Linked DNA regions of Homo sapiens: region 2 is linked to region 1. A link is an interaction called in ENCODE POLR2A ChIA-PET data of the cell type or tissue named here. Cell type or tissue: OCI-LY7. All regions are shown on one strand. Links, peaks and the distances in the headings refer to the core of each region. The heading gives the core; the rest is flanking DNA.

Region 1 (4,396 bases), core at 214-4,213:
AGCTTTCTAGGTACTTATCACCAATTATGCTACAACTCCCCCCCGGCCATAGAAATCTTCTCTCATTATCCTTAAACACGTTTGCAACTCCGTGGATAAGTGCTTGAAGGGATGGATACCTCATTCTTCATGATGTGCTTATTTCACATTGTATGCCTGTAACCAAACATCTCATGCACCCCATAAACAAACACATCTACTATGTACCTACAAAAATTGAAGCAATCCTCAGACACATGAGAAAGTTTATCAGCTTCATCTTGAGCCCATCTGTGGAGCACTCTGACCTGCTGCTAACTGCACTGATGCCCACCCGTCCAGCCACAAAGCTACCATTTTTGAACCATTTGTTGCCTTTTGGGAACTACCCTTGGCTCGTTCTTGTTTCAGCTCTCTGGTTTCCCAGACCCTAGTTTATGTCTTCCCTCTCCCCTTTTTTTGTACTTTAATCCTTATTTTATGGAACACATCCTCCTATAACTTTATGAAAAGATGTAGTAGGAGGTACATCTTTGGAGAACTTACTTGTCTGAAAATATCTTTATTCTATCCTCATACTTGATTAATGCTTTGGCTGTTACTGTATTCTAGGTTGGAAATAATTTCCCATTAACACTGTGAGGGATTTGCTCCAGTTTACAATATTGCTGGTGAGAAGTTGGATGGCATTTTGATCTTTTGATGCTTTGTACCATATCTATTTTTTTGTTTATTTTCTTCCTGAATCTATTTTCACCATAGTGCTGGACATTCAATGGTTCTTTCCAATTTGTAAACATGTGTTCTTCATTTTTTGAAAAACCTCTATTGAATTTTTTTTGGATGATTTCTTCTCCATTTTCTCTGCTCTGTCTTCTGGAACTATTATTATTTGGACATTGGATCTTGTAACCTGTCCTCTACTTTATTTATTTTAATCTTCCTATCTCTTTCTCTCTTCCTTCCTTCCTTCCCTCCTCTACCTTTTAGGAGATTTACTCAGTGTTTAGATTTCAATGTTCTATTAGATAGGATAGGTTTGGCTGCTAAAGTTGAGACATAGTGGCACGCACAAGTTCCTTCTCTCTACATAACAGGCCAGGCATGAGTGGTCAGGGCTGATGTCATGGCTTTGAGGTATCAGGGACCCAAGTGCCTCTACCCTGTAGCTCTCCCGTCCCTAAGGTGCTGGTCTCTTTGGTGAAGTTCAGGGTGTTCCACTACCATGTCCATATTCTTGCTCTTGGTTAATGGGAGGACACAACTTAGATGCTGCACACATTATTTTTGTTTACATGCTCTTGGTCAGAGCTTAGTCACCTCACCGCTTCTAACTACGGGGGAGCTGGGATGTGTGGTCTTTATTCTTGAATCTCATGTTCCCATCTAAAAATCGTGGGTTCTATTACTGTAGAAGAAGGGGGAGAATAGATATCAAGTGATCACTGAGTGTCTCTGTCACAATTCTCACTTTTGGTAACCCAAATATCCATGTACTTTCTTCCCCCACTCTCAAACACATTCACACCTTCCTAAGAAAGAGAACTTGAAAATCAAATTCACGGACTGCATCCCACTTAATAAGGTTCCTGCCTGCCGGCCCACCTTCACTCAATGCCCTGTGGAACCAGGATACATGAGCAGATAACCTCAGCAAAACTCCCACTGAAAAGGAGAATGGAGAAACCCACAGGAATTACTGTCCATTGTGATGCTCAAATCCTACTGGAGAATACGTGTTGGTGAGCCCTCCTGGCTACACCTGCTCTATGGAGGTGCAGTGGGCTGGGCTCTTTGCAATGAGACTCTGCACTCTAAGAGATGCTTCCTTGCCCATGATCCTCTATGGCCATATGGAGCATGTGCCCTGGAGACCATGCCCTTCTTTGGGACTAATGGCTTTTGTAGTCCATTTCCTGCAGGTTTGGAGAATCAAGAGTTTCTAACTGGTTAGAGAGTCACAGGCTTTTACAGATCAATTTGTATTTCTTTGGCAATGCAATCTACTCCAAAACATACACATCTTTCAGTCTATTTTCTCTAGCCAGTTCCATGTGTAGGAAACAGCCAGGAGTCTTATCTGGACAGTTTTTGAGCTTGATCTCTCGTGTATTTTTTGCCCCAGGCTTCTGTGTTCTTCCCATCTTCTCTTTCTCTCAATATAATAGTGGCCCCTTGAGGGTGTCTGAAAAAATGGGCTTGGGTGGAAGGCAACACTTGTATTCTGATTTTTGCCTGCTGGGCTGGCTTCCCTGATCTACCCAAGAACTCTTCAGGAGAGGTAACTGAGACAGGATTGGGGTCAGGCTTTTCTTTGCTGAGGCTCTCCCTCTTTAGAGCCACCCTGCTATCACTGCTTCATCTTGGGTCACAGAACCATTTGGCATTTTTCAACCCTGCAAAGCTGCCAATGCCCAGACTCTTAGCCAGCAGAGACTGCAGGCTGCAGAGGAGAAAGCTCACTTACCAGGGTTGCATTTCCTTCCATCTCTGTTTCATTTCCTCTCTCTCGCAGGCTTTTCTGAAAGGAGCAATGAGCAGACAACACATCTCAGCAGGACACAGTGTGGTGAGGCCAGGTTCATTGCCCCAGTGATGGGAAGGGCTTGGAAGGCAGGGCAGTGGGCCCCTGAAGGGGAGGCTGCATCATCCCACTGGCAGCTCCTGAACTTCTGTGTAGGAGGGGTTATGGGTAGGAAGACACTAGGGCACTTGTCTTGTGACTGTGTCTCAGAGTGGCATGGTGTGCAGTAGTCACTGCAGGGAGTTCTGGAGGAGTTGCTGTGGATTATGGGGGTTCAGCTCCCCCTGGGCCAGCCTGTGCTTTCTCTCTGGGCTAGAGCAAGGGGGGCACCTAAGATGATTAAGAGGAAGCTGGATCTTAGGCAGGTGATTAGGGCCAACCTCATGGTTTTGCCTGGGATCTGCTTTGTTTCCAAATGGACACAGGCAGAGAGAAGCTGTTGCAGAACTGTTTTTGTCCTTGAGGGTGAGTGAAGCTTAGCAGAAAAATTAGTCCCCTTCCCTATCTATGAATTGCTCCCCCATTGTTAATGCCTGTTTTAACTGGAGCAGGTCAGTGCGGGTCAGGAGGATTCATGATTTTATGGTGAATGAACTAGAACAGATATGGGATTACTGGCAGGAATTCAAAGCTCAGACACTTTCCTCAGACCTCTGACTTGCATAATGAAAATTCAGCTGCTCAATTCAATTGGGAGCCAGGTAAACAAGAGAAGGAAGGGTGAATAGGAAAAGGTAAATTAAATCATGAAGCAAATGTCAAGTAGAGGTAAAAGTAGAAGTTAGGCCTGACAGGGGGATGATTTTTGATTCACAATCAGTATTTCCTCCTACATTTCTGATGGGATCAATTTGGTAAGTGGAGGCTGCTGCCTGATGGAATTTGTAGAATCAGTTGGAGAAGGAAACTCCTGTAACCTCTCCCGCTGAGGAAGGACGCGCATCTGGTCTTTGTGGACTTCCCGGCTGTCCTTCCGCCTCCTGTTCCTGATGTGTTTGAAATCCCCAGCATTAACTGGGATTCCCTTCCATCACCGTGCAGCCTTGTTCAGTTCTGCTAGGGGATCAGTTCTTAGCACAAAATAACCCAGCCGTCCTCCACTGCAGCCTCTGGGGACCGGGGACACGGCAGTTTTATTTGTTGACTTCCAACTTCAGTCCTGAGCGGTGGGCTTTAGAACGAGCCTGGCTGTCTTTTATTCTTGTGTAGACTGGTTTTCCTCTAAGACCAGTGTCTCCCAGCCCTAGCAACTCCCTCCTCTGCTCCCGTGGAAAGCCTATGGCCCTGGGAGGGAACGCGTGTGACAAGGACAGAAACCCAGCGTCCAGCCGCAGTGTGTGCGGTCCCCTGACACAGAGATGTAGATTCAGTGACAGAGCCCAGGCCACTGAGCCATTTCCCTCTTTACTCCTGGGCTCGGGAGTAACATATTCAAGGGACCTCTAAACAGAAATATTGGTTAGTCTGTGGATTTGAAGCAAAACAGAGAAAGGGCTTGCCCAGATTCCTCCCCGTGCTTCACGGCAGGACCCAGAGTCCTCAGGCCCTTCTGGACCCCCGCCGGCTTCATTCCTAGACACTGAGCCATGGTCCCTGCCCTCTGGTTGCAGGGGTGACATGGGCATATAGAATGACAAACTCCAAAGCTGACTCAAGGCCACGTGGGGCTGAGTGTCCAATGGAAAAGGAACAGGAGGGTGGCCCGGGAGGTGGTGCAGAGCCCAGCGCTAGGGCCAGTGCACTGGGGTTTCAGCACCCGAATGGCTGCTTATCAGTGGTGACCTTGGGTATGTCCATTGTCGTCTTAGTGCCTCAGTTTCCCCAACTGAGAATGGTAGCTAATAATAGTACCTACAACGAGGATTCGATTAGTCCTTCCCAGAAAGCCCTAAG
Region 2 (4,396 bases), core at 306-4,305, 57 kb after region 1:
GTGGATCACTTAAGGTCAGGAGTCCGAGACCAGCCTGGCCAACATGGTGAAACTGTCTCTACTAAAAAAAAATACTAAAAAACCTGTCTCTACTAGAAAAATATAAAAATTAGCCGGGTGTGGTGGTGCACACCTGTAATCCCAGCTACTTGGGAGGCTGAGACAGGAAGATCACTTGAGCTCGGGAGGTAGAGGTTGCAGTGAGCTGAGATTGCGCCATTGCACTCCAGGCTGGGCGACACAGAGAGACTCCGTCTCAAAAAAAAAAAAAAAGGGTGAATGAAACCTGGCACAGAAGTGACCTGCTCCAGGTCACAGAGCTGGTGAATGGTGCATCCTAGAGGTCATGGTCCTGGGGGTCCTGCTCTTAGACCCCTGCTGTGTGAGGCCTGCCCTCCTGCTTGTTGCCTCCTCTCCATTGTGGACCAGTTCCCTGTGGAAACCTCCCACTGGCTTCACATAGACTTAAGAGAAGCCCCTTCCCTTAGCCCCTGCCCCCACACCCTAGCCCTGGGCAGCCCCGTCCAGGCTCCCCACCCTCCTGCCCCAAACCTACCTTTGGAGATGGAGGGTCAGGCTGTGCTGTGCTGACAAATAACCTCCAAACCTTCACAGTTTAAAACAAAAATGTATTTTTGCTGGGACCAGAGCACAGGTCTCCTAACTCCAGGTGCAGTGTGGGCGGTCCAGAGGCTGTGCCCATGACAGGCCCTGCTGGGGCTGCCCAGGCTTTGGCTGCACCTGGGCCTTGGGCCCTTGGCAGAAGGCGGAAGGGGAAGTGGGCACCATTAGGGTTCATTGCTTAGAGTGAGTCACGTGGCCACGTCTGGCTTCCAAGAGGCAGTGCAGACAACCCTGTGATGGAAGTGGGCGGGCTGGGACCTGCTGGGGGTGTCTCTGTCACCAGATATGCTCTCACTCCTGAGGGTCCTGGTTCTGGTCACACCCTCTGTCAGGATGCAGGAACTGGTGTTTCATCCGGAGGCCAGGTAGAGGGTCCCCTCCTCTGTGACTGCCCTGACCAGACACCACGAAATAACCCCGTGATTGGCCACCATCACCTCACTCTATTCTTTCTGTCTGACATTGATTACTACCTGAAATCTTCTTTTTTTGCCTATCATTTATCTGTCAATCATCTGTTGTCTATGTATCATCTATTTATCATCTCTGTACATGTCTATCATTTATCTGTCAATCATCTGTCACATGTCATCTGTCATTTTTCTCTGTCACCTATCATCTGTCTGTTATACCATCTGTCACCTATCTGCGCATCTGTCAATCAGTCATCTATCTGTTTAATCTCTGATGGACGCTCCCTGGGACAGCCGTCTGGTCTGTTGCCCCCCACAGTGTCCCCAGGCTGGAGCCATGTCCACCACGTGGTAGGTGCTCAGTACTTACTTGCTGAATGAATATCTGACTGAGAGGCCTGTGTGTGGTTGTAACATGAAGAGGCCATGGGGCCAGGTCACAGTCAGCATTACCATCCCCTGCCTTCAGCCCTGCCTCCTGTGGGTGATGGCTGGGAGAGGCTTCTGTTTTGCGGTGGAGGCAGAGAAGCAGGGGTGGGATCTGGAGAGGGTGTAAATAGTGATTAGAAGGAATGTAGGCGTGCAGGGGAAATGAGAGCGTCTGGGTAGCTGTTCTCTCTTATTTCATGTTTGCAGGATACTTTCAGATTCCAGAAATTTTTGGTGGTGCCCTTCAAGAGTTTAAAAGTCTAAAATCACCACTCAACAAGTGAGCCTTGTACTGTTTTAGTAAAACTGTTGACCACCTGTATTCATTTCCTAGAGTTGCCATAACAAAGTACCAAAAAATGAGTGGCTTAAAACAACAGAAGCTGTGGAGGCCAGAAGTCCAAGCTCAAGTTGTGGGTGGGGCAGTGCTCCCTCTGAAACCTGTCAGGAGGATCCTTCATTGTCTCTTCCAGCTTCTGGTGGTTTCCAGCTTGGAGCTTCTCAGCTTGTGGGTGCATCATTCCGTCTCTGCCCCTGTCCTCACCCGGCTTTTCCCTGTGTGTCTTCACGTCTCCCCTCTGAGTACATCTGTCCCCATGTCTGTCTTCCTCTTTGTAGAAGGACGCCAATCATATTAGATTACGGCCCACCCTAGTCATCTCATCTTAATGGGGTTGTATCTGCAAAGACCCTGTTTTCAAGTAAGGTCACATTCATGGGTGCTACGGGTGGAGTCTTCTAGATGACTTTCAGGGGACATAATTCAGACCATGGCAACTGACCCCATCCCTGCATCTTCACAAGTCATGTTGCAACAAGCCCACTATTGTTCTTTGTCGAGGGGCCTGACCAGTGCCTCGAGTTGTGCCCTTGTTTCCTGGGCCCCTGGCTACTCAGTTCAGCTCCATCTGACTGATGCTGCCAAACAGTGGGTTTGCTCAGTTGAGTCGAATGACCCAAATCTGGGGCTACATGTGGTGGCTTATTTATCATATGCAGGTGCCATGCTTGAGAGCCGCTGGATGGTGAGAGGGGAACTAGAAGAAATGGTCTGTTATATTTTCTTTAAGTTAGGAAAGATCCCTGGTCTGCAGTCAGGAGAGCTGGTTTTAGCCTAGTTTTGCTGCTTGTTAACTATGTTGCATTGGAAAAGTTATTCTTTCACCCTGGGTTTCAGTTCCTTCATCTGTAAAACTAGGGGATAGAACCAGAAGACTCTAAGGTCAAGTCCAGCACCGTAACATCAACATATTTGTAAGTTTTGGAAAAGATGAGACAATTCCCAAAATCTCTTTGTCTAGGGGTGGTGGTGTTTGTGTGTGTTTGTTTTTAGCTTATGTGTTGGTTCATGGAGCCAGATAATCAAATGTGAATGATTTTTCAGTTCTTCACCTTGAATAATATATTTTCCCCAAGAAGCCAGCATGACTCTGCTGCTAATCAGGGTTTCCAAATCATTAATTAATTCATTAAATAATTCAGTCGAGGTCCAAATGCCAATCAAGATGCAGAAAGAACAAGTGTTTTCTTGCTCTTAGTTATAAAAGCAGCCAAGCACAGCGTTCGTAAGTGGAATCTGGTTTGTGTGTGGCGTGGTTTGGTCAAGGGAGATGCTGGTGTCAGTGAGAAAGCAACACAGATGCTGTGGGTCTGGGGCCCAGATGTTCGGTGGCTGCGACGATCGGGCCCTGGCAGCACAGGCAGCCCCGACAGGAGCTTGTTCGTTCACAAGCCCACGATGACTGTGGTTCCCGGGCAGCAACAGTAGCAGATGGAGGCTGTGTTCCCACACTGGGCCTCCACCGCTCAGGGGAGGCATGTGTGAAAAGGCTCATTCCCTCCTTGGGTTTCCCAGGACCTCCTGTCAAGCTTGTTCTCTCGTTCCCGCTAGTCCAGCCACCTTCCTTGGCTGGAAAGGTTGGCTCTGGCAAGGAAGCCGCAGGAGCAGCTGTGAAGAGGGGAAGCCTAGCCTTTGGTGAGGCTGGAGACTGAGAGTGGAGGATTCAGACAGGCCTCTCCAGCCTCAGCTTGCAGGCTGACTGTCCAACAGCGGGTTCTCCCTGGTTTGCACATTTGGGAAGATTTCCTGTCTTACAGAGAATATTTTAGGAGTGTCGTCGGGAAGACTAAGACCACTGCATGTTTGTGTAGTTTGAGCCGGTGTTTCTCAAAGTTTAATAATGTATGCACCCCCTTTAAAGGACATCCTTTTTTGATTTAATTATGTTTATTATTCCGTTACATTAATGTGTACAAATAGAAAACTGGGAAAAAAACTTTATAGTTAGTTCTTATACATGTAACTAAATCACTAAAACAAATTTCCAAATTTAATGTGGAGAAAATTATAACAACAAATAATATTCAGATTAGTATTAATTGATTGTGATGACTGATGTCTTGCTGAGAAAAAGACCTAATGAATTTGTTTGTAACTGCCAATTATTATTTTGACATGTGAATTAATTTACTAGTGCACTCTAAGGTATAATACTGAATGGTTTTTTTAAAAGCACTTACCAAAAGTCCTTCCTTGAATATTGACTGCTGTATTCACTACTAATGAACCGTCACCACTTGGTGTGTACAAAGAGAGAATCCAAATAATACATCTGCGCCCAAAATAAATACGGACTAATGCTGAGTTTGGCATGTGTTACTGCTGTGTTTCGAGCAATGACTGTTCTCCCTCACGTTCCTCTACTCAAACTATTGCAAAACCTTTGTTTGTACCATAGGTGGGAATGCAGTACTTTTTTCTCAAGCCCTCTTTTCTTTACTCACTAGCCTCTAAAATAATAAGAATACTAATATGTTATCTCATTGGATCTAAGTAAGATGCCTTGTGATTTTGTGGACCATTAGGAAAGAGACACTGGTGCCGGTTAAAATATGAAACACTCTCAATTAAAGATGTGAAAATGTGAAAA

The links. ChIA-PET counts read pairs that join two places held together with the same protein. Peaks named below come from ENCODE experiments on the same cell type or tissue, not always from the same donor. Only the 100,000 strongest peaks of a DNase experiment are listed, where the experiment ranks them.
Region 2: POLR2A ChIA-PET joins it to region 1 with 5 read pairs; 3 of 35 experiments call an interaction of 5 or more read pairs at or near these places.

The regions. Positions count from the first base shown.
Region 1 is chr6:163,658,878-163,663,273 of GRCh38, forward strand. No RefSeq gene overlaps it. Among named protein-coding and RNA genes, the nearest start is that of QKI, 250 kb to the left of the region's middle. RefSeq lists an enhancer at 2,568-2,707. In OCI-LY7, for the core only: no CTCF peak of the experiment used is centred there; a DNase peak (open chromatin) is centred at 2,474.
Region 2 is chr6:163,716,091-163,720,486 of GRCh38, forward strand. LOC105378104 (a long non-coding RNA gene) reads right to left here and starts at 852. Exons shown (of 2, transcript XR_943216.3): 1 at 557-852. In OCI-LY7, for the core only: no CTCF peak of the experiment used is centred there; DNase peaks (open chromatin) are centred at 771 and 2,426; H3K4me3 peaks cover 646 bases.